Linked DNA regions of Homo sapiens: regions 2, 3, 4, 5, 6 and 7 are each linked to region 1. The links are chromatin loops, found by intact Hi-C in ENCODE. Cell type or tissue: endothelial cell of umbilical vein. All regions are shown on one strand.

Evidence for each region. Hi-C counts contacts between places; a loop is a spot of excess contacts. Peaks named below come from ENCODE experiments on the same cell type or tissue, not always from the same donor. Only the 100,000 strongest peaks of a DNase experiment are listed, where the experiment ranks them.
Region 2: a loop joins it to region 1, with 5 times the contacts of the local background. A loop is called at or near these places in 20 of 110 quality-filtered maps.
Region 3: it touches region 1 in a loop (4-fold over the local background); 8 of 110 quality-filtered maps call a loop at or near these places.
Region 4: it touches region 1 in a loop (5-fold over the local background); 12 of 110 quality-filtered maps call a loop at or near these places.
Region 5: a loop joins it to region 1, with 5 times the contacts of the local background. A loop is called at or near these places in 14 of 110 quality-filtered maps.
Region 6: a loop joins it to region 1, with 18 times the contacts of the local background. A loop is called at or near these places in 96 of 110 quality-filtered maps.
Region 7: a loop joins it to region 1, with 24 times the contacts of the local background. A loop is called at or near these places in 44 of 110 quality-filtered maps.

Annotation. Positions count from the first base shown.
Region 1 is chr12:11,484,362-11,488,361 of GRCh38, forward strand. LOC440084 (a long non-coding RNA gene) reads right to left here and starts at 2,317. Exons shown (of 5, transcript NR_148969.1): 1 at 2,203-2,317; 2 at 1,688-1,790. In endothelial cell of umbilical vein, a CTCF peak has its summit at 2,398 (motif pointing left); a DNase peak (open chromatin) is centred at 2,410.
Region 2 is chr12:11,198,032-11,202,031 of GRCh38, forward strand. All of the region lies in intron 1 of LOC107987435 (a long non-coding RNA gene), which reads left to right. Among named protein-coding and RNA genes, the nearest start is that of TAS2R42, 13 kb to the left of the region's middle. In endothelial cell of umbilical vein, a CTCF peak has its summit at 1,796 (motif pointing left); a DNase peak (open chromatin) is centred at 1,770.
Region 3 is chr12:10,748,100-10,752,099 of GRCh38, forward strand. LINC02366 (long intergenic non-protein coding RNA 2366) reads left to right here and starts at 2,135. Exons shown (of 7, transcript NR_120463.1): 1 at 2,135-2,201. RefSeq lists a silencer at 2,146-2,195. In endothelial cell of umbilical vein, a CTCF peak has its summit at 2,228; a DNase peak (open chromatin) is centred at 2,162; H3K27ac peaks cover 450 bases.
Region 4 is chr12:10,966,888-10,970,887 of GRCh38, forward strand. All of the region lies in intron 4 of PRH1-TAS2R14 (PRH1-TAS2R14 readthrough), which reads right to left. The region is part of intron 4 of PRH1-PRR4 (PRH1-PRR4 readthrough); the gene reads right to left. It also overlaps a transcript of PRH1 not described here. Among named protein-coding and RNA genes, the nearest start is that of TAS2R50, 18 kb to the right of the region's middle. In endothelial cell of umbilical vein, no CTCF peak of the experiment used is centred here; DNase peaks (open chromatin) are centred at 724 and 2,144; H3K27ac peaks cover 2,143 bases.
Region 5 is chr12:10,234,085-10,238,084 of GRCh38, forward strand. No RefSeq gene overlaps it. Among named protein-coding and RNA genes, the nearest start is that of GABARAPL1-AS1, 21 kb to the left of the region's middle. In endothelial cell of umbilical vein, a CTCF peak has its summit at 1,855 (motif pointing right); a DNase peak (open chromatin) is centred at 1,877.
Region 6 is chr12:10,768,853-10,772,852 of GRCh38, forward strand. It overlaps LINC02366 (long intergenic non-protein coding RNA 2366), which reads left to right. Exons shown (of 7, transcript NR_120463.1): 2 at 541-594. It also overlaps the pseudogene HSPE1P12. Among named protein-coding and RNA genes, the nearest start is that of LINC02366, 21 kb to the left of the region's middle. In endothelial cell of umbilical vein, a CTCF peak has its summit at 2,470; a DNase peak (open chromatin) is centred at 2,479; H3K27me3 peaks cover 1,912 bases.
Region 7 is chr12:11,226,566-11,230,565 of GRCh38, forward strand. All of the region lies in intron 1 of LOC107987435 (a long non-coding RNA gene), which reads left to right. Among named protein-coding and RNA genes, the nearest start is that of PRB3, 41 kb to the right of the region's middle. In endothelial cell of umbilical vein, a CTCF peak has its summit at 1,879; a DNase peak (open chromatin) is centred at 1,906; H3K27me3 peaks cover 519 bases.

The DNA.
Region 1 (4,000 bases):
CCACTGAAAAAAGGTACAAATATAACACATAAGAAAGTGTGGTATAAATAACAGATCCAAATTTAAAATATATATATTTAGAAAACCTTTATATCAACCAGCTTTCTAGATATTACTGAATATACTATGCTTGTGGATTTAAAATGTATCTAGGAAATACAAGCCCACGTCCTCACAGGTGCCTCCTAGGAAAAACCGGCAGGTTTGTGTTTGTTTTGTTTTTAATGATCTAAAAGAATTCAGCAGATAAATGTTTCCCCATATACCTGAAAAACCCACTCATCCTCTTAAGGCAGGTCACAAAACTGAAGAATTTTTAAACAAAGCAGAAATTTTAATCCAAATCTTTCTCCTATTCTGTTGGTGATAAACCGACTAAAAACAAAAGAACAAAACCACTGTTCTTTAAAGTTTAAACTTTCATCTGCACTCATTCTTTTTTTTTTTTTTTTAGACAGAGTCTCGCTCTGTCACCCAGGCTGGAGTGCAGTGGCGTGATCTCGGCTCACTGCAACCTCCACCTCTCAGGTTCAAGCGATTCTCGTAACTCAGCCTCCCGAGTAGCTGGATTACAGGCGCTCACCACTACGCCAAGCTAATTTTTTGTATTTTTAATAGAAAAGGGGTTTCTATTAAAAATGTTGACCAGGCTGGTCTCGAACTCCTGACCTTGTGATTCACCCACCTCGGCCTCCCAAAGTGCTGGGATTACAGGCAAGAGCCGCCGCGCCCAGCCTGCACTCATTCTTTAGAAGAATAATGCCCAAGACCACAGCCTGCAATGTGCACACAGTCACCTGGGCATCTTGTGAAAATGCGGATTCTGATTCTACGGGACTGAGGTGGGGCCTGAGACCCTGCATTTTAAACCAACCCCACACTCTGAGTAGCAAAGCCCTAAAATACTTTTGTTTGTTTAGGTTGACATATATTGTCAAATGCCGGCTTCTCTCAAACACCAGTGAAAGAACCTTTTCATAAGGCAAAGTTGAGTTTATTGCTCACCGCCATAGGGAGATGGCTACTGTGAACTGCTGGTCCCCAACCTTTTTTGGCACCAGGGACAGCTTCCATGGGACAATTTTTCTCCGGATGGGGTGGTCAGGTGGGGATAGTTTGGGGATGAAACTGTTCCACTTCAGATCATCAGACATTAGATTCTCATAAGGAGCACACAACCTAGATCCCTCACATGCACAGTTCACAATAGGGTTCGCACTGCTATGAGAATCTAAAGCTGCTGCTGATCTGACAGGAGGCGGAGTTCAGTCAGTAATGCTCACTTGCCTGCTTCCCACCTCCCGCTATGCAGCCTGGTTCCTAACAGGATACCTTTAGGTAAAGTTATTGCAGGGGTAGGAGACCCCTGCGGTAAACCAAAAATAGAATTTGAAGGCCCCTGGCAACGATCTGAATGGACTAACTCTTTGGCCAGGGCATGTAAAATTTAACCTGAAAGACTGGCTCAGGCCGTGACGGGAAGTGAGGGTTGGACATGCCTCATTAACATTAACACAGACCTTAAGTCTGATAAGAAATACTTACAATCTATTTTTCTTTAAAGCCTGCTACCTGGAGGCTTCATCTTCATGATAAAACCGTGGTCTCTACAACCCCTCCTGGTAACCCAGACATTCCTTTCGTAACTCTTTCAACCAATTCCCAATCAGAATATGTTTAAACCTACCTATGACCCGGAAGCTCCTCTTCTCTCCTCACCCTTCGAATTGTCCCACCCTTCCAGACCGAACCATGTAAATCTTCCGCATATTGATTGATGTCTCATTCTCCTAAAATTTATAAAAGCAAGCTGTACCCCAACCACCTTGGACACATGCTGTCAGGACCTCCTGAGGCACGTCCTTAACCTTGGCAAAAAAAAAAACTTTCTAAGTTGACTGAGACCTGTCTCAGATATTTTGGGTTCACACTATCTAGATTCTTAGTAGTGTCTCAAAGCCAGGTGCCAAAGTTGGGATATTTATAACATTGAAGGTGGGTCTTTCAAGGTGGGGGCATGAGGTTGATCAGAATTTGGTAAAGATCGTGATGTGGTAATTAAGGATCAGTAAATGCCATGGATTTTGAAGAGTCCTGAGGAGTAAAAGGTTGTTCAGCGCTATCAGCGGGAAAGTTGAACAGTCTGGTTTTCTCAAGGGTTGTTTTCTGGGGAATTTCCTGAAACAAAAAACAGTTACTTGCAATTTTTATCTTTCTGGACGAGAGTTTCCTGGAATAGCTGACTTTTGTTGAAGACAGTGAATAGTACAGTCATTGACAGTAAGCTGTCTGGGTGTCCATGCTTTCCGGTTTTAATACAAATCTGCACTCACATAAAATAGTGATTGCGCATCCGTTGTGACGTGGCGCTTTGGTGTCAGACAGCACCACCTGCTGGCTCATGAGGGTTAAAAACGTTTAGAACTGCAAAAGTTACTTTTAACAGCAGGGCTCTGCTGCCACCTATCGGTTTATTTTTAAACTTTTCAAATGTTTTTCTTTTATTTAATACAGGTCTACTATACTAAGCACCAATCATTCAAAAAAAAACAGGTGCTATAAGTAGAAATGTAGCGCAATATTGTGGAGGCGGACATGAAGGCAGGTGAGGTCCTGGTGAGGTGGTAGAAAGATGATTAAGGACAGGATACAGTGTACAGCCCAAAGGACAGAGTTGTCTATCTACTACGGATGACCAGTGTGGGGGCAGTTAGGGAAGCTTTACAGAGGTAAGGAACCCTAAGGTGTCTCTTGAATAAGAATTGACAAGTAGATATGAGAAGGAGGAGTTAGGAATTCCAGGCAGAAATACAGGCAATGTGAAGATATTGTGCTAGCTGGGTGATTTAGCGTGGCTGAACCACGAGGTGTAGCAACAGGTCCCAAGAGAGACATAGGAGGCCAGATCATGGAAGGCTTCATATGCCTGACTAAGGAGGTTATCCTGGAGGCAATGACTGGGGAATCACTGATGAGTATTAAGCAGGGAAAATACAGGATTAAATCAGTTTACAAACACCACTTCAGCAGAAGCATAGAGAATAGATTGGAAGAAAGTGAAATCGAAATTTGGTACATCAGTTTGGAGTCTTTTTTGTTACAAGTCATATAAACCTATTCTGCTCACTTAAATAAAAAGAGAAATTTATTGGAGATGTATCAAAAATGCGCCAAGTTATCAAGATGCTGGAAGATCAGACTAGGAAATGGGCAGGAGCATAGCTAGTTTGGAGTACGCACAGCAGCCGTCTCATGAATCTGACAGGCTTCTGCTGCAATAGGTCATCGCTGCCACCACTGCCCTGAATTAGTCCTAATCACCCCAGTGGGATCCCAGCTTGGCAGCTTTAGGCCATTTGCCCTTGCCTTGGTAGCCAGGTAGCAGAGTAAGGAATAATGAGCTGCTATGACTTCATAAAATGAGCATTAGTTAGGGTATCTGTCTGGCCACAGTAACAAAGACCAAAATTAACAATGACGCAAACCGAAGTGTATTTCTTCCTCCTACGAAGGCCCAAGTTGGTTTGGCAGCTCTTTGTGAAGCTATTGCTGGCCCAGCCTGCCTCTGCCTTTTCACTCTGCAATACTTCACGGGTTCCGTTGCACAGCCCAAGATGGCTCCTCCGATTCCCACCATCACTTTTCCATTCCAGCTAGCAGGAGCAAGGGGGAAAAATAAGATGGCATGTTCCTTTCTTTTAAGAGCACAACCTGGATGTGGCATATCTCTCTTCTAGTCACATGCCATTGTCCAGAACTTCATGACATAGCCACACCTAGCTACAAGAAAAACTAACAAAGTCAGGATCCTGTGTGGCCATGTGGGCAATTAAAATCCTACTACTAGGAAGAAGGGAAATGGGTATTGGAGGAACAACTAGAGGATCCCCAAAATAGGAAGTAAGAGGCTAGATTCTGGAATGGTCAAAAAATAAAAGATAAACGTCCAGTACAGGTGGTAGACTCTGTGTAAGAGATCAGAGGGATCAGAAATAAGGCA
Region 2 (4,000 bases), 290 kb before region 1:
AACAAAAGAGAAGGAGATAGGAACCGTCTTCTCTCAATAAGAGAAGTATTCTATCACTGACTTGCAAATCTGTCATAATAATAAAAAGTAGACTAACTTTTCATTGATTGCATTACAGTTTTAAGTCCTTTATAAGCAATATGCTTCTTTATCATTTGTGCTTGAGACAAACAGCTTTTATCTCTATTCACCCTAATATCTGATGCCCCATTTACCTTATACCTGCCATATTATTAAAATTTTGTTTCTACCTTTCATTCTACATTAAGGCCACAGCAGTATATAGAGTAGTCATTAGGATTGTTGCTGTAAGATAATTGCATGATCTAAGCTAATTTCAGATACATTACATCTCTCACAGTAATAAAAATACAAACAAGAGTTGACGTTTATTGAACTCTGTGAGCAAAACACTGTTCAATCACTCTACATGTCTTATTTCATTTAATCCTCACAATAGTCCTAGTAATAGGTATCATCATTGTCTCCATCTTACACATAAGGGAACTGAGATACAGAGTTTCAGGAAATGGATATATATGCATGGAATTCCAGGAAATCTTTAAAGGTATCTCTTAAAATTACCATAATGATAAAACAAATATGTAATACTATATTAACTTTGGAAATTAAACATAACAGTTAATCATATAATGGGAAAGGAAATAATTTTTGCCAACCAAGCCAATCCAACAAGATCAAGAAAACTAGTGTTACTAAGTGCAGTTGCTCATGCCTGTGATCCCAGTGCTTTGGGAGGCCAAGGCAGGAGGACTGCTTGGAGCCAGGAGTCCAAGACCAGCCTGGCCAACACAGTGAGAACCCATCTATAACAAATTTTAAAAATTAGCCAGACATGGTGGCATGCTGTATTCATCCACTCTCACACTGCTATAAAGAAATTCCTGAGACTGAATAATTTATAAAGAAAAGAGGTTAAATTGCCTTATGGTTCCTCAGACTGTACAGGAAGCATGGCTGGGGAGGCCTCAGGAAACTTACAGTCATGGCAGAAGGCAAAGGGGCAGCAGGCACATCTTACATATCCAGAGCAGGAGGAAGAGAAAGAAGGGGAAGATGCCACACACTTTTAAACAACCAGATCTCATGAGAACTCTATCACAAGAACAGCACCAAAAGGAGAAATCTGCCCCCATCATCACTGCCATCACCAGCTGGGATAGTGGCGGCCCAAGCCACCATCATGTCTCACCTAGATTATTGTAGAAGCTTCCCTACTGGCCTCCTGCTGCTGAGCTAGCCCCTACAGAGTGGTCCCATTCATATGCAGGTCATATCATGTCAGCACCCTGCCCAAAACCCTCCAAGTGGTTCCTTGTATCACTCAGAGTGAAATCCAAAGCTCTCATTGCTGTTTGCAAGATCCAGCATGATCTGTCCACCACCCTCTACCTCAGCCCCCATCTGACCTCCTCACCAAGCACTCTCCCCTTCACCCACCCCTCCCCTGCCCCACTGCACTCCATGCTGTTTCCCAAGCATTCAGGGCCCCTCCAGCCTCAGGGCCTTGGAGGGATCTTCCCTCTGACTGAAATCCATATAGTCCCAATCTCAGTGACTCTCCAAACCCAAGGTCTGGAGAGCTGGATTCAGAAACAAGATAGCAGTATACAAAACTAAGAAGGCTGTCATAGCAGATTGTTTTTGGCTGAGTCTGCAGAGAGACCAGCTGGTGTGAAGCTCTGTGAGGACTGCAGAGAACAAAAATCAATAGGTAATCGCTTCTTGTAGCAATTCAGAATAACAAGTTGTGGGTCAGGAGTGCCACCTACTGACAATATTTTTAAGTTGCAGAAAAGGATTTTAGGAAAATTAAACTTTCCAAGGATGAATCTATAAAGCTAAATAAGTGACAAGATAAACTACCTCAAGTATTAAGAAGCCATAAGACAATTTCTCGTTTAAAACTATAATTGGAGCCAGGTACGGTGGCTCATGCCTGTAATCCCAGCACTTTGGGAGGCCGAAGCAGGAGGAGCACTTGAGGCCAGGAGTTCAAGACCAGCCTGGCCAACATGGAGAAACCCCATCTCTACAAAAAATACAAAAATTAGCTGGGTGTGCTGACACATGCCTGTAATCCCAGCTACTCAGGAGGCTGAGTCACAAAAATCTCTTGAATCCAGGAGGCATAGGTTGCATTGAGCTGAGGTTGCACCACTGAGCTCCAGCCTGGGTGACAGAGCAAGACTCTGTCTCAAAAAAATGAAAAACAAAAACAAAACAGACAAAAAAAGCAACAACAACAACAACAAACCCTATAATTTAGAAGCAACCTCTGATACAGTTTTTCTTAAACTCCAGCAAATATATTTATAAAGCCACAATAAAAGCACAAATCACAAGCATCTTGAACATCAACAATAGCTTGGACATATTGAAAAAAGATCTAGGAGTGAGTTTCATTGATTATGAGGAAAATTGGTTTTAAAATGTAATTTATTATAAACCTAGTTTTATCTCATTAAATAAACACTATTTGAAAAGCGGCAGAGCCATATTATTAATTCAGGCTGTTTTTAAACAAATATTTACTGAGCAAAGTGTTGGGATCTGTTACAGTTGCTGGTGGCCTCACAAGACACAAGTCAGACCAGGTCCCTGTGAAGGTGAAGTTTCTATCCTCCTTGATGAATGCATAAAATAAACAACCAAAGAAATAAAGTAAAAGTAAACTTTCAGATATGTATAAGGGCTTTGAAGGAAACAAAGCAGAATGCCTGGACGTACTAATTCTAAAGGCCAGAGGACTTTTTGTTTAGGGCAGTTGGAAAAAGCCTATTTGAAGAGAGAATGTATCAATTAACAGTTACAGCATAACAAACCACATCAAAACTCAGTGGCTTAAAACAACAAGCATGTATGACCGTTCTCACAGTTGATTCTGTGGGCTGGCTGGGCCCTTCCCCTCTAGGCCGGCTCAGTTGGGACTGTATGACCTTGAGTAGCCCCACTCACAGCTCTGAGGCCCAGCCAGGATAGCTGGAGATCCGTGGGCTCTCTCCATAAATGACAGCAGAAGAGTTCCCAGCAGCAAGACTGGAGGATGGGCTTATGGTAAGGGGAGATGAGTGGGAAGTCACAGACATTAATGGTGAATAATTTACACTTTTCATCTTTACATGATTAAAAAAATCAGTTAAACTACTGAACACATGGAACATGGATTTACTTATTTGATCAGTGTGTTAGTTTTTTTATTGCTGCTGAAACAACTTACTACATATTTACTGTCTTAAAACAATACAAATTTACTGGAAAGACGTCCTGTGTTCATGGGCTGGAAGATTTAATATTGTTAAAATGTCAGTACTACTTAAAGCAATCTAAAAATTCAAAATCCCACAACGTTTTTGCAGAAATAGAAAAATCTCAACTAAAATTTATATGGACATTCAAGGTACACAAAATAATCAAAGTAGGCAAAATAATCTTCATAAAGAACAAAGACACTCTCCAAGAAGATATACAAATGTCCAATAAACACATAAAAAGATGCTCAACATCACTAGTCATTAAGGAAATGCAACTCCACGGTAAGATACCACTTCATACCCATTAGGATGGCTTTATCAAAAGAAAGAAAAAAAGAAAAGAAAAAGAAGAGAAGGGAAGAGAAAAGAAAAGAAAAAAGAGAGAAAAGAAGGAAGGAAAGGAAGGAAGGAAGGAAGGAAAGAAGGAAAGAAGGGAGGGAGGGAGGGTGGAGGGAGGGAGAGAGGGGAAATAAGTGAGAGTGGCAGGAGGCAGCCAAATGCCTAGGCAGATAGGAGTGGGTACCCAGTGAAACCCCACCTCCAAGCAGAAGACAGTTTAAAGCCTGAAAGCCAAGCTACAAGCTGAATTTCAGATGGGATTGATAACTTGTCTTCCTGTTTGGTTCACTTTCCTCTGATTGATCCTCACCTTTCACCTGTTTTACATACACCTACCCTTTCCTAATTGGTTTTCTACACTGTTGTGCCCACTTATGAGTGGTGTC
Region 3 (4,000 bases), 740 kb before region 1:
ATTCGGGTGGCAATGTCCCGATTTTCCAGGTACAGTCTGTCACGGCTTCCCTTGGCTAGGAAAGGGAATTCCCTGACTCCTTGCACTTCCCACGTGAGGCAATGCCCCGCCCTGCTTCGGCTCACCCTCCATGGGCTGCACCCACTGTCCAACCAGTCCCAGTGAGATGAACCAGGTACCTCAGTTGGAAATGCAGAAATCACCTGTCTTCTGTGTCGATCATGCTAGGAGCTGCGGACTGGAGCTGTTCCTATTCAGCTATCTTTGGATAAAGTCTTGCTCTGTCACCCAGGCTGTAGTGCAGTGGCACAATCATGGCTCACTGCAGCCTCAGCCTCCTGGGCTCAAGCAGTCTTTCCACCTCAGCCTCCAAAAATGCTGGAATTACAGGCATGAGCCACCTTGCCTGGCCCTGCTTTATTATGTGAGGACTGTTTTCCAGGAAAAAAGTACTCGTCGCAAATGGTAACATATATCAGTGACTCCATCTTGGGTCGCACTGTGTCTCCTAGGCTGGAACGCAGCGTAATGATCATAGCTCACTGCAGCCGTGAACTCTTGGGCTCAAACAAATCATTTCACCTCAGCCTCCCATGTAGTTATGTCTACAAGCTTGTGCCATTGCACCTGGCTAGTTTTTAATTTTTTTGTAGAGACAGGGTCTCGCTATGTTGCCCAGGCTGGTCTCCAACTGGTCTCCTGGATTCACAGTGATCCACCTGCCTCAGCCTCCCAAAGTGTTGGGATTATAGGCTCCACCCAGCAAGGTACATTTAAAAAAAAATTTATTCTAAAAATAGTCAGACTGAGGTATAGATGGAAATATGAATTCAGAATATTATAATTTTGGCCTATCTTTAAATATTTGGAAAAACTGTTAAAATCTGTATCCCAAATTATGGTTTTATGAGTGTTATTACCATAGATACAGGGGGAAATGTGGACATGCCAAATGGTTTAGAATTTCATCCTGATCATCCAGGAAATGAATTATTTCTTTTTAACTTCTCAAAAAGACATTTAGCCAGTCATAACATATGTCTCCTGGGGTGTCTGTGTTTTTCAGTACATACTGCTTTGATAATCATCACCCTTGTTTATGTTTAGCTGCTTGACAGCTGTTGCCAGGCCATATTGAATTCTCTTTCTCAGAGGTTAGGAGCCAAAATTCACAGATATAAGTCAGTCTCTGATAGTCACTTAAGCTGAGGATGTGGGAATTCAGGAGCTGTCGGGTCTAGAGAGGAGAAAGTCAGCCAATAGAAAGAGGCAATAGTCCAAAGATATCAAGAAAACCATGGACTAGAGAATGTGGAAAGAAAAAAGTTTGAACAACTGTGTAATTCTTATAGTTTTCCAGTTGTTGATTCTAATCTCCTGTATCACTTAAAGAAACTTCTTGTTTTCTTTGAAATGACCCGTAATTACACTGAAAAGCCATCTTTTTCCTCCCTTTAACTCAATTTGAAGAGAATTCTGTTATTTCTAATTCAACACACCTTAACGTGACATTCAATGAAGAAATGTTCCTGCCCCATTTAAGCATTAGGGAAGAAAAGTCAGTGACCCTGATATAAACACTAAAATTGAAACTGCTGTAGCTATACAATCATTATTTAATAGTGGCTTAAAGAGTTACTAATATTATCCTGTGCTAAAGATGAATAGAATCTTTTAAGGCTTCTTTTCAGTTATGAAAAAAATGGCAAAATTTCTCCTTTCTATATCAGTGAGGAAGATGGTTAGGAAGAAAGGCCACTTTGTGTTAGTCAAACAGGCTTTCTTCAGAGCTGTCAGCGGGCTGTGATGAAAGAACCATGACACTGACCCTAGACTAAGGTTTGAATTCCGCCGAGGTCACTCACTACCTCAGTTACCTTGGATAATTTACTTGATTTCTCCCTTTCTAGTTCTTTTTCTGTAAAATGAGGAAGAGAATGGTAAAGTCTCCTTTGCATTACTGTGAGGATTGCCAAAGGTCTGGATCACAGTTGGTTCTCCCGTGGGAATCATTGCCATCACCGTCATTGCCTTGTGTACGGCCTTCACGCGTTTCGCCAGCTTCTGTGTCATTGGTGACATCATAAAATCAGGGAAAGGGAAATCTGTAAACACTGGCCGTTGAAGAATACGGTTTCTGAGAATTTCCACTCTGAATTCACATTCCGTTCAGTGTTATCGCCACCCTGTGGATTTCTTGGGTAATGAAACTCAGACCGGGAAATGAAAACGGGGATTTTCAGTAAATCGGTTCCAGTAAATCTCTGCTGCTCTTGTGGGCGCCCTCTTTTGAGCACCGGAGGAATGAGCACCGTTCTTCATTCTTTTGGTTTTGTAAAGTTGTAGAGCTGCGTTCATAAGTGAGATCATTAATTAATCTGCCCTTCTCCGTAGACCTTCCTCCTCCCCAATTTTCAATATAAAAACTGATTCCCAGGTAGCTTTAATTTCAAAACTGGTCAGTGGTAAATTTAGGAAGAGAATTTAAGGTCTCCTGACTTCCAATCAAACATAGTTCCCACTTGCCCAATTGGATAATAGATGTTTGTTTTTACAATTAGCTAATTATTTCTCAGTATTTACTTATTTTATAAGTAGTACATAATTAATCAATTGACCAACTGGCCTTATGGCACTGTGTTTACATGTGATCCTGCCCCTTTCTAGTCTATTTTCTGGAGGTTGTCAATCATCTTCCTTTAGAAGTATTTTCTGCCATTCTTTTTTGTGGAAGTATTGCGTGATTGTCCAAAGGCCTGTCCCTATTTGCGGAGACTCCTTGAGAATGTCCACCTTTGTGTATTTCTCCTACTTCCTGAAATATCCCTTCATTTCTCAGAAACTGTGCAAATCTTACTTCCTCTAAGCCCAATTTAAGTCCTGCTTGCTTCTGAGCCTTTCAGGCCATAGTAACTCTTGCTGTTCTTTCTGAGGCTCATATCATTGACATATATGAATTATTTTAATGTCTTAATTGGATTACTAAGAGCACTCCAATTCCCAACACATACATGATTAATACTTATTTCTGGATCCATCGTGGGCATCCCTGTTTTCTCTTCCCCTTTCTATCATATTTCTATCTTCCCAAACAAGCAGAAAAAAAAATCTATGGCCTATTTTAGGTAGTGGCAGATTATTGTGTTTTGTTTCTACAGGTGTTTACTTGTGGCAACCTGTTTCCTCACTGTGCATGTGTGTGCATCCTAAGTACGTGTGTGTTTAATTCCCCTATAACCTTCTGCTGGGAGGATTTTATCTATAAGTATTCCTTGGGATCTGTGTGGAAGTTGCTTTCCTCTACAGGAAAGGTTTTCCTTTGCATCTTACATGCAAACTGAAGGTATCACTTTAAAATAAATTTTCAGGTTGAAGTTTTGGGGACTAAATGTTGCAAACATGTTTGAAGGCTGGCTTATGGTTATGAATTCTTAATGGCAATGATTTTCCCTCTCTCCCCTCATTTCCGAGGTTGAAACCTTTAATACATTTGTTGTTCCCTTTTTGTTGGCTTGTTTGTTTGCTTGTAGCTCTCCATCACAACCAGGGTGTAGTTTTATTGTATCCGAGGTGCATGTGTGCTGGAGGAGTTTCTATGAATTAGTCTCCAATTTGACGAATGTTTGTTCATTAGTCCAACTTGAATGTGGACTTTGTGGCTGTCCTTTGTCCTCATGTGCTATATCAATGAAGGCTCAGATTATCCTTGATTTACATATACCCTTAGGACAGGACCAAATTTCAGGCTTTACTTCCCTCCTGGATTTTTGCTTTCTATTTATTTTTGTTAAATCTATGAACATTTCCTTTTATTTTTACCAGATCAGCCACGCATTTAACCGTATTTTTTCATGTTACAGCTAGAATCTTAAATTCTTTGAGTTGAGATCGTTGTCCTTGAAGTACACAGTGATCACTCATTGAAACTTTTAGATTAATTTTAGGATCAGTTTGTAAATTTCATGGAACAATTCTGTTACGATTTTAGATTAGAATTTCA
Region 4 (4,000 bases), 520 kb before region 1:
GGCAGATCAAGAGATCAGGGGATCGAGACCATCCTGGCTAACACGGTGAAACCCCGTCTCTACAAAAAATACAAAAAATTAGCCAGGCCTGGTGGCGGGCACCTGTAGTCCCAGCTACTTGGGAGGCTGAGGCAGGAGAATGGTGTGAACCCCGGAGGCGGAGCTTGCAGTGAGCGGAGATGGCGCCACCGCACTCCAGCCTGGGCGACAGAGCAAGACTCCGTCTCAAAAAAAAAAAAAAAAAAAAAGTAGAAAAAAACCTTTGGAAAGATCTGGGTACTTCAGGTAGCGTCTTCTCTTATTTCTACATGTTGTAACTAAAATAAAGTTCCCACTTCAACTCTCTTAGAGTTGTATGTAAAGATATATAAATGGTGAATTTTTTCCTAGGTATATAATGAGCAGAGTAATCAATAATTTTTATGGTGCACTTCTCCTAATAAATAATTTTCAAATAAAATTATAATGCACACTTAGAAATGAGTCAAAATAAAAATGGTAAACACAGCAATGTATTATAAACACTCATGTAACCATCAAATAAGGCAAGACGTGGAACATTGCAAAGAGCCTAGGTCCACCTCCATGCTGCTTTTCAAGCCCCTAAATGTTTCTTCACATCTGGTAACAATTTTCTACTTTTCCCAACACTTGGGTCACACAATACAATAAAAGCTTCGTCTAGGCCTTATCCTGCAAGTTGGAAGAAACAGGAAATTGATTTCATGTGATTAGCTTTTTGTTTTGTTTTGTTTTGTTTTGTTTTTGGCATAGCAGCTTGATGAGTCCAAACCACAAACTCTCCTTACAGGGAAATTCAATGAACAGCACTGGATCTCAAAATGCCATTCCAATAAATAAAATATAGTACCTCAATTACAAATACACCATTGTATTCCATGAATTAACTTTTATTTTGCTTATAATGTAGAAATGGGGCTCTTTGCCTTCAAACTGCATCATTACTCAAGTGAGAGATCAAAGAGGTGAGGGGAAACTTACATTTGATTTGTTTAGTCCTAAAATCCTCTTTTTAAAAATAAGAGATTAGGGTGTGGTGGCACGTGCCTGTCATCTCAGCTACTCAGGAGGCTGAGGCAGGAGAATCGTTTGAACCCAAGAGGCGGAGGTTGCAATGAGCTGAGATGGAGCCACTGCACTCCAGCCTGGGCTAGAGAGCGAGACTCCGTCTCAAAAGAAAAATAAATAAATAATAAAAATAATAAACAAAAATAATAGATTGATCATGAAATGGTTTATCTCTCTGATTGAAGAATTGTATTTACGTTAAAAACTAAATGTTTATTATAGTGTTCCTTGGATTAGTTTAAGGTCATCCATAAATAACTATTTTCTTAAGCAATGTATTTTAAACTAAACTAAACTTAATTTCTAAATCTAAATGTATTTAGCTTGACTTGAACTTTACCGTTTACTAATGTAACTTGCCCATAATGATATTCTTTATTTAAATTACGTAGGCATTATCCAATTTATGAATGTACATATTTCAAAAAGTAAATTATTTAATGGGATAGATGTAGATAGAGATGATGATGATAGCTACAAGGTAGACTGCTAGCTAATAAATGTGACCATTCATTTTTCTAAGTGCTACAATTCAGGGTAATGGGATAACACAATTATTCTTTCTCCTGGCTTTATGATTCTCATATTATTCTCAGCATCAGGGCTTAGACTGAAATAATACCTTTGATGGAGGACATTTCCCTTACCCCTTCATGGGAGGGAACTGGGGCTCACTGACGCTAGAACCAGCCAGCTGCTTTAGGGCTGGCAGGGGTGAAATCCACTCGCTGGGACCCACTGCGCCCAGCCCTCATGGGAGGGAGCACACAGGTGAACAGGTGCAGGAGCACTTTTGGATGCCAGCAGGAACAAATTCTGTGCAGGCCCCGCAGCAGCATCTGGGGGGGTGCCCGCACCCCTGAAACCTCGAGGGGGAGGGTGTTACAGTGCTCTTTTAGCTCTGCTATCTGCAGACGTCTTAAGTGTTAGTAGCTCAGTGGGCCCTTTGCCTTTTCGCTTGAGGCGGCTGCCTCTTGCCAGCAAGGGCAGAGGTTCAGTGTAACAACTTTTCGTATCTGCATTCCTGGCTCCTGAGCTCTTGTCCAGCTTCCAAGAAAAATGAGGTTGCACAACCGAATTGGAGAATGGTAAATGAGGGAGATTTTATTTTGATGGAAGTGACTCTCAGCAGGAAGGGGAGCTGGAAAGGGAATGTGAAGCAGGAAGGTAATCTTCCCCTGAAGTCCGGCTGTCTCCAGCCAGACTCTTCTCGAAAGTCACGCCTTCAACCTGTCCCTCTGAAGTCAAGCCACTTCTCTCCAACGTCCCACCATAGTCTACAACATTGAGCTGCTTCTCCTCTCGATCTTCAGCCACTTCTCACTACCGGTGGAGCCTGGGGTTTTATGGGCATAGGATGAGGGGTGGGGCAGGCCAAAAAAGGCAACATTTGAGTGGGAAAACAGGGATAGAAGTACTCCCTTTGGGCCACAGTCTCAGTCTATTTGGCTTGAGAGTGGGGCTTTAGCTGAGGACCCGCCCTTTTCTGTCTAGAATTTCCCAGCCTCCTGCTCCTATCACCTTCACATAGTATTTCATCAATGACAACTTTAAACCAACATATTTCCAAAAGTTTGCTAGCTATTTTTTTTCTTTTATTAAATTCTAAAAATCATAGCAAACATGTCTTCCAGCAAATAGCACCTGCTCTTTGGTTTTTCTGTTTTTTTGTTTTTTTGCATTTTCATATGAACATGTACAAATACTCTGTGCAATTATACAGTACGTAAAATTTATCATATGTATCAATAGCATCATTAGCAAGCCAAATTCTTTCAAATGGTTATTTGCATTCTCAGCTACTGTGATGAAATATGGAGTATTTTATTTTATTTTATTTTGAGATGGAGTCTCACTCTGTTGCTCAGGCTAGAGTGCCATGGTACAATCTCGGCTCACTGCAACCTCTGACTCCCAGGTTCAAGCAATTCTCCTTGCATCAGCCTCCTGAGTAGCTGGGATTAAAGGCATCCACCACCACACCCGGCTAATTTTTGTATTTTTAAGCAGAGATGGGGTTTTGCCATGTTGGCCAGGCTAGTCTTGAACTCCTGACCTCAGGTGATCTGCCTGTATCGGCCTCCCAAAGTGTTGGGATTACAGACGTGAGCCACTGCACCTGGTCCCTTGGAGTATTTTATTATAGCAAGCAATGCAGCACTACACATACAAAAACATACCCAAAGATTATACTAAGTAAGTTTTACACTTTAACACATTTAACTTTCTGGTTTTTTCTCTAATAGAGAGCCAAAAAATTATAGCAACAAAATATTTTTTCCAACATATATGTGTGCACATACTATGATTTTTGAATGGTAACAATATGACTGAAATTATTTTATTTAAGGATAAATTTAGGGATAATCATCCGTATAATTTAATATCTACAGTACCATAATTTATTGAAAATTCAGTAATTTCTGTCACTTTGTGCATTGTAAATAAATTGGAAATAAGAACAAAAGGTGTCCAGCAATGTATCAATATTCAAAATTTGATGTTTCAAATTAAGATTAGCATTAAGAATTTGAATTTATAGTTCTTGCTTATATATTATTTTTAAAATTAAAGAAAAGTTTTTTTGTTTTTTTTTTTCGTTTTTGAGATGGAGTTTCATTCTTGTTGCCCAGGCTGGAGTGCAATGGCACAATCTCAGCCCACTACAACCTCCGCCTCCCAGGTTGAAGCGATTCTCCTGCCTCAGCCTCCCTAGTAGTTGGGATTACAGGAGCCCGCCACCACAATCAGCTAATTTTTTGTATTTTCTAGTAGATACGGGCTTTCACCATGTTGGCCAGGCTGGTCTTGAACACCTGACCTCAGGTGATCCACCCGCTCAGCCACCCAAAGTGCTGGGATTACAGGCGTGAGCCACTTTGCCCGGCCCTAAAATTTTAACTTGTGTTTA
Region 5 (4,000 bases), 1.3 Mb before region 1:
AAATTGGCCAAAATGAATGTGCTACAGGCCCCATGCAAGTCCAAAATCCAGTAGGGCAGTCATTAAATCTTAAAGTTACAAAATGTTTTCCTTTGACTCCATGTCTCACATCCAGTTCAGCCTGATGCATGAGGTGGGCTCCCATGGCCTTGGGAATCTCTGCCCCTGTGGCTTTGCAGGGTACAGCCCCACTCCTGGCTGTGCTTAGTGGCTGCAGCTTTCCCAAGCACATGTTGCAAACTGTCAATGGATCACCATTCTGGGGTTTGGAGAATGGTGGCCCTCTTCTCAGAGCTCGACTAGGCAGTGCTCCAGTGGAGACTCTGTGTGGGGGCTTCAACCCACATTTCCCTTCCACACTGCCCTAGCAGAGGTTATTCATGAGGGCTCCACCCCTGCAGCAAACTTCTGCCTGGACATTCAGGCATTTCCATACATCCTCTGAAATTTAGGTGGAGGTTCCCAAACCTCAATTCTTGACTTCTGTGCACCCACAGGCTCAAGACCACATAGAAGCCAACAAGGCTTGGGGCTTGCAGCCTCAGAAGCAATGGCCTGAACTTTACCTTGGCCCCTTTTAGCCACAGCTGGAGTTTAAGCAACTGGGATTCAGGGCACAATTCCCAAGGGTGCACAGAGCAGGGGGGGCCCTAGACCCAGCTCATGAAACCATTTTTCCCTCCTAGGCCTCCAGGCCTGTGATGGGAGTGGCTGCTGTGAAGGTATCTGACATGCCCTGAAGACATTTTCCCCATTGTCTTGGTGATTAACATTTGTCTCCTTGTTACTTATGCAAATTTCTGCAGCTGGCTTGAATTTCTCTCCAGAAAATGAGTTTTTCTTTTTTATTGCATGTTCAGGCTGCAAATTTTCCAAACTTTTATAGTCTACTTCCTTTTGAACAGTTTGCTGCTTAGAAATTTCTTCTGCTAGATACCCTAAATCATGTCTCTCAAGTTCAAAGTTCCACAGATCTCTACAGAAGGGACAAAACACCACCAATCTCTTTACTAAAGCATAGCAAGAGTCACCTTTGCTCCAGTTCCCAACAAGTTCCTCGTCTCCATCTGAGGCCACCTCAGCCTGGACTTCATTGTCCATATCACCATCAGCATTTTGGTCAAAACCATTCAACAAGTCTCTCAGAAGTTCCAAACTTTGCCATATCTTCTTGTCTTCTTCTGAACCCTCCAAACTGTTCCAACCTCTGCCTGCTACCCAGTTGCAAAATCGCTTCCCTTCTACATTTCCAGGTATCCTTATAGCAGTGCCTCACTTCCTCAATACCAATTTACTGTATTAGTCTATTTTCACACTGCTATGAAGAAATATTCGAGACTGGTTAATTTAAAAAGAAAAGAGGTTTAATTGAATCATAGTTCCACATGGCTGGGGAGGCCTAAGGAAGCTTATAGTCATGGCAGAAGGTGCATTCTTCACAGGCCGGCAGGAGAGAAAATGAGTGCCAGGAGAGGAAATGCCGGATTGCTATAAACCTATCAGATCTCATGAGAACTCACTTACTGTCAGGAGAACAGCATGGGGGAAACCGCCCCCATGGGTCCCTCGCATTACATGTGGGGATTATGGGATTATAATTCAAGATGAGATTTAGGTGGGGACACAAAGCCAAACTATATCATGCTACTTACGAGTGGAGGTTATAGCATAAGGCTTCTTTGTACATCTTTAAGAAAATAAGCCACCTGTCTTCTGTCATCTGTCTTCTATTTTGATCTGACTGAAAGACATTGCTAAGCTAGTTTGCAAGGCAGCTCCCACCTCTAATTCTTCCCTCCTACTCCTTTACAGTTCAGGGAGGCTTCATTTCCAAAACGAGTGTGGTCATTGTACTTCTGGCCACCAGGTGGCAGGCCAGATCCACTTAATAACACTGCAGCCTTAATCCTCACTGGCTGCAATTATTTTCCTTTTTAATCAATCTGTTATTAATAATAGTGTCACCTTTTTGTAAACAAAACCACAGAATTTTAACAATAGAGAAAAAATAAGAAGTAAGCTTGTTCATTGTCAATTTTTCTTTTTAAATCTTCCCCCAAAGGAGGAAGATGCATTGCACATTTTTGTTGACTCTGGTGTCTCTTTCAGCATCTAGATGAAATAATAACATTTCTGTTTTAGACAAATAGATATATTTCTTCTGTTCCAAAAGGTAACAGTGGGCTGGGTGTGGTGGCTCACACCTGCAATCCCAGAACTTTGGGATCCAAAGTGGGCAGATTACTTGAGGCCAGGAGTTTGAAACCAGACAGGGCAACATGGTGAAACCCTGTCTGTACTAAAAATACAAAAATCAGCTGGCTGTGGTGGAGCATGCTTGCAGTCTCAGCTTCTCTGGAGGTTGATGCAGGGGAATCGCTTGAACCCGGCGGGTGGAGGTTGTAGTGAGCTGAGATTGCACCACTGCACTCCAGCTTGGGTGACAGAGCAAGGCACTGTCTAAAGAAAAAGTGGATAGAGGAGGGTGAGGCAGGAAAAGGAAAAGGAAGTCAGCATTTCTGGAGCATCTTTTCTCAAACATTCCTTGTTTATTTGGGAGATTAAGTTTCTTCTGAGGATAAAAAAAGATTAGAAGTTAGATTGGTATTGTCTTAGGGGGAAAACAGGCAAGTAGAATGATAATAGAACTTTGTTGCCATAGAATATACAACTAAGTAATACTGTTTATAATGTTCCAATTTACTACAGGTTGTGCATGCAAGCAGTCCTCTGTTTATCTCCTCATCCTCCAGTGTCACATGTCAATTGCCCTGTCACTAACTAATCACAAACCACACTGGCCTTTTATTAGTTTCTTGAATGGCATTAAATTCTTTCTGTCTCAGTCAGGGCTGTGCACATACCTGGTATCTTCCACTGAACTGCTCCTCTCTTAGCTCTGTATAGCCAGCTCCTTCTCATACTTTGTCGTAACTTAAATATTAATAGAGGCAGGAGGCAGAGAAATCCTAGACAGACAGGGATGGGTCCCTGGGGAAACCTTACCTTCAGGTCAAAAACAGCCTGAAACCCACAGACCAGAGTGAGGACTTCCATTCCTGTTTGTTGGCTCTCTTCTTATTGGTTCTTTCTGAATAATGCCTTTTAACCAATTGAATGTTGCTTTTTCCAATACTACCTATGGCCCACCCTGCCCCCATCCTGTTCCTATAAAGGCCCCTGTCAGTGGAGGGGAGACAGCCTGACTTTGGGGAGGAGACAGCTTGACTTCAGGGAAACATGATCTGCTTTTCTGATACCCTCTCCAGCTCCCCTCTCCACTAGAGAACTGTTTTCATCGCTCAATAAAATTCTCCACTCTTACCATTCTTCAGTTGTCAAGTGTGACCTCATTCTTCTTGGACGCTGGACAAAAGCTTGGGACCCACTAAGTGCAGGTGGAGGCTGTCACACTGGCCCTTTGCCCTTGCAAGTGGAGGGCAACCACCCCACTGGCAGCTACAGGGTCAGTGGCCAACTGAGCTGCTAACACACAGCCGTTTATCGACTGTGGATGGTGGAACTAAAAGAGCTAAGTAGCACACTCACACCCCCTCTGGGGCTTTGGGATCATGGGCACCAGGCTGCCATGTTCCCCTCAAGGCAACATGACTGGTCTGGACATGGGCTTTGCATGGAGCTTGCTCCTGTATTGGTGCTTGGAGTGGCTGGCCAGATCCCATACTCACTTGCTTATGTGTTACCTCTCTCAAGGGGCGGAGCATGGTGGGCCGAGGAGATGGGGCACTCGTGCTAGGAGTCCGGCAAAAGGGCCAAGAAAAATCCTGCATGAATATTACAATCTCTGATCATCCAGTTAAAGTTTCTAGGGCCCCTCTGCTGTTGCTGTCAATCTCAAACACTTTTTTGTTTCATTTACAACACATATTGGAACTTGTATTATTTTGAATTTGCTTTTTAACTTAAATTTTATAATTTCTTTCATTAGAATATGGTTTCCATGAGGCCAGAGAACATGTCTGTTTTTCTTTTTTCTATT
Region 6 (4,000 bases), 720 kb before region 1:
AACTTCCAACATCTCACTTCCAACGTTTTTGCTAAGGGAATGCATAACGTGTCATCCATCTTTATTTTTAAATTGAATTTCTATGAACTAAATTAAATCTTACATTAGATATTATACATTAACGTGGGTCTCTCTATTATAGATGCTTTCTCTGATGCTCCTTTGTGACTCCTTTTTTTCTACTGACAAATCAGAAAGTTCTCCTAGATCCTTTCCCAAAAGAGTTTTTGGGTCATCAGGCAATTACATTTGTGTTATCTTAACCTTTTGTTGTTTATCATTCTTGTCACAGTTAAGGAAGACAGCAGAATCCATATATCATTTGACAATTGTTAGTAACACAGAACACCATGAAATAGGTGGTAAATCATAGGAAGGAAATGTTCCGGTTAAAGCCACCTCAAACTCCAGGGGCCATTCCTGGGTAGCAGCAATGCTGTTATTGTTCTCTACAAGCTATATAAGTGAGGATCCCCAAATTTCTACAGCAGAGAGGGAAGTATGAGTCTGATTTAAAGATATTTTCTTTCTTTCTTTTAGCTACCTCGCTGGCTTTGAGCACAACCCAGGAAGAAGTTTGAAACCAAGAAAATGGTAAGTCTGATATGATGACAGTTATAAAGTTTTGAGACATGTTAGCAACTAAATTGTCTTTTTTGCTTCAGTCATGTTTTTCCTTTCCTTTTTCCTAGACCATAGAGAACAAGATGTAACAGAATTATATTACAATTTCAACCCTAATTCCAACATAACAACTGACTAGACAATCTACTCAGCACATGACTTGTTAAATCATGATTCCACTTCATATTTGTCTTTTTAGTCTATTGATTTCTCTTATCAGTTACATACGATGTCAGTTCTTCTAATCAGTAGTACAGATTAACAACGACTACACCCTAACATTTCTAAGATTTCTCTTATCCTTTCTCAAGAGTCTTGCCTTATTATTTTAATCATGTGGTATTGAAATTTCAGGGAGATATTTAGCTTATTTTGAATAGCATTTCTAATAGTTAATTGAAATAATCAAAGGACAATTTCTTGTTGATACACTTGTCACTTTGGTCAATTAAAATACAATTTTAGAATGCTAATTAAATTGATTAAAGAAGTTTTTTTTCTATAGAATTGTAAAGATAAGCCTTCTTCAACTTACTAATCTTAAATTAAGAATGTATTTACTGAATACCTATTATGTAGAGGGTGCAAAAGAAACATGTGATGTGACTTACTGCGTTTAGGTAACAGACCATCTGAGTAAGGGTCGAATATACTTAGTAAGGTAGTACATAAAAGAAGTACTAAATTCGACGTCTTTACTGATAGATTATGTAATACAAACAAGTGATACACATTCCATAGACCCGCAGGATTAAGATAATGACCAAGGGAGTCAGTCTCTCTTTGCAGTACTGTATGAGAGCAGAGTAAAAGTCGGCGATAGAGGGCTCATGGCAGGACAAGTGTTTAGAAAGTTACTTCCACTCTTTGACTAAGTATTGGTTGAAAGGTGTGCCGCCAAAACTGTAACCAAAGGAGCCATTATGCTTCTGGAAAAATCTCAAGGAAAAGTATTGGCAGCCACAGTAGTAGCTGTTGGATCAGGCTCTAAAGGAAAGGGTGGAGAGATTCAACCAGTTCGTGTGAACGTTAGAGATAATGTTCTTCTTCCAGAATATGGAGGCACCAAAGTAGATGACAAGGATTAGTTCTCATTTAGAGATGGTGACATTCTTGGGAAGTATGTAGACTGAAATAAATCCTGTTGAAATAGCATCGACACGAAGCTTCCCATTCCACTGAAGTTCTGAAATCTTTCATCATGTAAATAATTTATATATCTCTCTTTTACACTAAGCTAATGATAAATAATGACACAAATAATAATGACTAAGTTATTTGAATCAAATAAAAAGAGATTAAAAGGAGCCAGATGAAATGAACAAGAATGGAGTATACTTGATTGAATTATTTTTTCATAGTTATGTTTGCACTATTATATGTCACGCTATTGCAATGAACATTAAAAGAGTAGTGCTTGGAATAAGATTAATAGTAACTATTGTACATTTATCATTTGAACCTCTCCATGCTTATGGATTTTGTTATTTTAAAAAGTACCATTTTTCACATACAAATAATATAAAACATAATTTAAAATTGAAATATTTACAAGTCAACCTCAGGTGTCATTACAAAGTTTTCAGCTAAATTTTAAAATCATGTTTTTAGTTTTAAGAACCTATTTTTTTCATTCTTGTTAGTTTATCTAATATTCCTTTTTGTAACTTACATTCTATATTTGGTCTTATATGTTTTCAATGTTATATATTACTTAAAAATAAACTTAAAGTAGGAAGCCACATTATGAACAAAATAAAAGGACCATGAAAATGGTTGCAATTGATATCTAGAAATAGGATGATGTATAAAGTGGGTTGCATCAAAGCTATACTTACATTTACCACAGGGTGACACCCTAGCATCATTAATGAAAATAAAACTCGAATACATACAGAAGCATAATCACAATATGATGAAAACTAGCTCAAATTATTACAAGTTCTTTCTTTCAAGGAAATCATCATGAGGAACCAGGGTTTAAGCATTATGCTTAGTATTTTATAAGTTTAATTTTCCCTGACTCTAGTTACCTCTAGATTTTAGATAATTCTAAAAAATTATCTTAAATAATTCTAAATAATTATCCAGAATGATTCTATGTAATTAGAGAAAACTAGATAATTCTAACATCTAATTGTACTTCTTCTCTTGGCATCTGCCCTTTCCTCCTAGTCATATCTTCTTTTATTTAAAGAGAAAAATGAATCCTACCTAATCCTCAAGCCAGTTATGTATCAGCTCACTCAGTTCTTGAAAAATAATCCTTGATTTGTAGAATCCACTTTCTAATTACTCTCCAATCAACAGGAGTTTTGTCTCCAATGCCATCTTTCTATTAAAACTAGCTTTCAAAGTTTCAATGAGCTCAATGAGTATCAAAATGAGCTTGCATTTGACACTAACTGCTGTTCATCCTCCTCCTTCGGAAACTCTCTTCTAGTAAGGTTTGATGGCATTAGCCTCTTCTAAATTTGTTGTTATCTGTTAGGTTGTTGCTATTCTATTTTATTAGTTCTTCTTCCTTAGCCTCTTCCTTATATGGTTGCATCCTCCAGAATTTTGCCACCAAAAGATCTGTCAGCCAGTCAGTTTTCTGTAGAGTAGCCCAGAGACTATTTTCTCAATCCTTTCCTTCGAGTTTAAGAAACACAATGCAGCCAGTATTGATTTCATAAGGTGGTGGGTTTTGGGGCATGCACATCTTTTTCTTGAGTTTCCATCCAAGATTTAAGGTTTTAGTTCCTGATGCTGAGAACACTCAAGGCAGATGGCAGGCGGCTTCCCCTCTGAATCCTTTTCAGGCTCATCCTTCTATCTTTTCAACTTATCCACTGCCACCACTTGTCTCTTCTTGCATTGATTCTGACGAGTGGTTCTACTGCTGGGCTCTACTGTTGGGTAGGGAGAAAAAAGCGGTCTTGGATCCTGCATGTGAAGGTGGAGAGGAAAATAACTCCAAGTGTTGTATTGTGTTAGGTCAGATTCTTCAGAAGCCAATCCTTAAATGGGACTGCTTTTAAGAATATTTATTGAGAGCTCTCTCCGAGAGGGGATTTAGGAAGCAGGGTAGATAAGGAATAAAGCTAAGCAAAATGTGGTCTCACGCGCAGACTAGCTTAGTCTAACCCCACAGAGAAAAGTCTGGAACACCTATTGCTCCATAGAGTTAGTCTCACTTGAGGCAGGGAGGCCAGACTTTTATACCTTCATGTCAGAGAGCCACTGCTAAGGGTAGTTACCTGGAGAATGGGGTAGCTGTGAGTTGCTAGTAGCCAATACTCAACAGCAAGTCGATGGCCACTGGCCAGTAAAGGGGATGAGGGCAGGGCTCCCATAATTTCCCTACCTGTTGTCTTCAGATGGAGGATCTGAA
Region 7 (4,000 bases), 260 kb before region 1:
TTATGTTAGACTTATATAACAGAATATTCTTGTTCTTAGGAAATACTGAGATGTTAAAAGCTAAAGACATGATATATGCAGCTCACACTCAAATTGATTAGAAAGATAGTGTATGTATGAGAGAGATAGGAAAAGAGAGAAAGAGAAATTTAAAAAGCAAATGTGCCAAATTATTAAAAATTTGAGTGAAGTATAAAAATTGAGAGTTCTTTGACTATTATTGCAACTTTTCTGCAAGTTTAAAATTATTTCAAGATTTAAAATTTAAAATTCCTAATGCCTGAGCAACACCCCATTCCAATTATATCAGAACCTCTGGGGATAAATCCAGGCATAAGAATTTTTTTATACTTCCAAGGTAATTCTAACGTGAGGTTCAGTTTAAAAAGCACAATACTAAAAATACCCAGAAGCATCAAGAATAGTTAACTCTCCCCTGTGATATCACAGCTCTATGTTACTATTTTACCTCCAAATACTATTGTCCTGTGACAGAAAAAGGGGCTACCAAACAGTCAGAATATCCATTTTATTGCAACGAATCCTCCAGATTTAGAAAGTTCAAATTTACGGAATTTGACAAAATAGCCCCTACTTGTTTCATAAAATGTGTGCTGCTCTCTTATTGAGAGAAGTTCAACACTGTTTCTTGCAGAAGAAATATGTCAAAATTTGTGTTTTGCAATGAGCACTTTTTCCCACCAGGATCATTCTGGTTCCAAATCAAAAAAGTCCAACTAAAATTAGTTTTTAAGTGAAAAAGAAAAATTGATAATGCAAATAACTTGGACTTCAAACATGACAAGATCCAATGGCTCCAACATGTTATCAAAAAGCTTTGATCAGTCTCTCAACTCTCTCCATCCAGCTGCCACGTGACTGCCGGCAACCCCGTATTTCATTGCCTCATCTTAGCAGTTTATTCATACAGCAAACACTTGGTGACACTGACTAGACCTGCTTTAATCACATGGCATTCCTCAACCATCGCTATGGTAAAAAGCTGGCTGCTGTGATGGGCACACATTGAATCACATGCCAACCCCATGGCCTGAGGTTTGGGCAACTATGATCAGAAGTTCTAATGAGACCACAAGGACTGAAGTAGTTTCCCCAAGAAAGGGAGGCTGGGCAGGCTGGCCAATAATCCAACACCTCTCCTATGGCTTCAGCACTGATCATCATCCCCTACACTCTTTTCTTTTCCTCTTTTTATGTTACTTTGTTCAATTATGTTTACGGCAGGGGTTCTAAAAGCTTGTGCTTATGCTCTCATCTCTCCTGGAACTTCCTTGCCTCAAATATTTCTGACTGTCTGATCACATCTACAAGTTCCCCATAACACAAGATGCGACTGATCTAAGAACATGAATATATTTGAAGTTTTATGGGTTTTCCTACTTCTTTATTATACACCTTGGATTTTAAGGTTGTTTTTCTCTACACACCACAAATGATCTCCTCTTGATGGAGAATATTAGTAGTGGAATGAACTGGGAAGATCCATATCCCTTCATTTATTAAAAGAAATTTTAAAAATATCTTTCTGGGTTATCAGAGATAACAACCCCCACAACAAATTACCTCCTGCATATCAGATACAATAATATCTGCCAGGCTGAGGAAATAGGTATGTTTTCCTTACCACAAGAGTTGTTTCTTTGAGTTTCTTGCAAGAGTTGTTGTTTTGGAAGGGGCAAGGTATTAACAGGAGGTGATTTGGTTATTTGTTGCTGTGCCACAAACTACCCCAAATTTAGCACCTTAAAATAATAAACACCTGTTACTTCACCATTTGTGTGGGTTAAGCATTCAGGAGCAGCTTAGCTGGGAGGCCCTGACTTATGGTCTCTCATGAAGTTGTGGTGGAGCTGTCAGCTAGAGCTGCAGTGACCTCAAGGCTCAGCAGGGGGAGATATATTCCCATGCTCATTCATAGTTGCTGGTGTCGGTCCTCAGTTCCTCGCTGTATAGACATAGGCTAAGTGTTCTCACAACGTGGTAAATGGGTTCACTCTCCCTAAGTTTCCCTATGACATGGCAACTGGATCCCCCACAGCAAGCTGTGATTCAAGAGAGGGCAAAAGAGTCCACCCACAATGGAAATCCCAGTCTTTTTGTGACCTAATATCAGAGATGACATCTCATCACTTCGGCCATATTCTATGCAGTTGAAGCAAGTGCAGCCCATCATTCAAAGCCCCAGTAATGAAGCTCCTCTGCTTGAGGGGAGGAATACCAAATAATTTGTAGTCATATCTTTAAAATCATTACAGGAGCACTGGCTCTCCGCATCAGAAATTATGCTATGTGTCTGATAAAAATTAATACTTGCCTTGGCAGCATTATTTGCATACTATATTTTTTTAAGTGGGGATTTAGCTACAGTGAACCTTGAAAGGGATACTGAATGCCATGTGGTACTCACATTCATGGAACTGGGCCTTATATCTCCATCTTTGGAATGCAGCTGCTACCTGGAAGATCTTTCTGTGCTAGCAGCTTAAGCTGGAGGAGCTCCAGTGCACAAATCATAACAAGAGCCTGAGTGTAGAACTAATATCTATGAGGAGAGATGGGTTTCCCCAAGGGGAAAGAGTGAAGAACACATGATGAAGGGAAATGTGGGTAAAGTCCATGACGTTGAGGAGAAAAAATGCAGTGTTCTTTTAGGACACCTCCTTTTCAAAGACCTAAGACTTCCCACTACATTAAAGTTATCATCTTTATACTTCCCATGTACATCACTGTCCTTTAGAAAGACTTTCTGATTTAAATAACTACATGTTCCCTCCCAATAATCTATTTATGTGATCTTTAACAGAGTGGGGACACAGTAGATATTCAGGGGAGAAGCAGTAAATATACCACATTATGCTGCAAGGACTCTGGTGTGAACAGAGCCCAAAATGGAAATATGATAGATTGTTGAAAGTGGAGAAAAGACATTAAAATGAGTGGAGAAGAAACCTGAAAGCGCCGCAGAGAATAAGACTAAAATTTCCAAAGGCCTCTCAGGGAACAGCAGGTGACATATATCAAGAAAGAAAAAAGAAAAAGAAAGCTTATGACAACCAGGTTACAAATATTTGATTGATAGACAAGGCGTGGGGGTCACCAATTCTACCTCGTACAACCAAAGATTGACTTGATCAAAAGAACCAAAAGAGTGTGATCAGAGTCAGCCTATTTTTCAACAAAGTCACAACAGAAATCTAGCATGGCTCTGTTAAGATGTTCTCAGCCCTCAGGAAAAGCAAGAAATAACCCAGCAAGAGCAAGAAAGAACCCAGCAGTTCAAATATCCTCTCATCATTTGAGCACCTTAAGTCTTAATTCTTACCACTATTGAGAAGAACCATGTTTCCAAATAACAGGGCCACACACCTGTTTATAGGAGAAAGGCTCCAATTTTAACACAGTTATCTCTAAGAAAAGGTAATAAGAGATGTAATTATCATCTCTGTACAATATCAATTAGGAATCTTGTCATTGAATTTGGGAGAAAATCCTATTCCAAATGCCTTCAGGCGAGCTTAAGAAACACTGCAGGTTTATATGAGGCTATACACTGGGATCTGGCTCAAATTCTCTGTATCTGATTGGGGACACAGCAAGATAGATTAGCATGGTAAGGGAACATTCTCCCCTGAGAAAAACTCTTCTGCCTCAATGTTATTGCCTGGCTGTCTTTGTGCTGGGCTTTTCCTGAGAACTCCAATAACAATTTCGCTTCTCAGTCTTTCCTCCTACAATCCCTAAAACTGTGAATCTTCCTCAGATTAGCTCTCTCCTCATGAAGCAACACAGGTATTCCAAGCTTCAGATATCTTTTCACCATTTGATTACCTTGTCTTAATTTTCTTATGTATTATTGCTAACTGTAGTCATCCTACACAGAACACTAAGACTTAATCCTCCTATCTGGCTAGTACCCTTTAACAAATCTCTCCCTATTCCTCCCTTCCCCCTTCCCTTCCCAGCCTCTAGGATTCTTGGT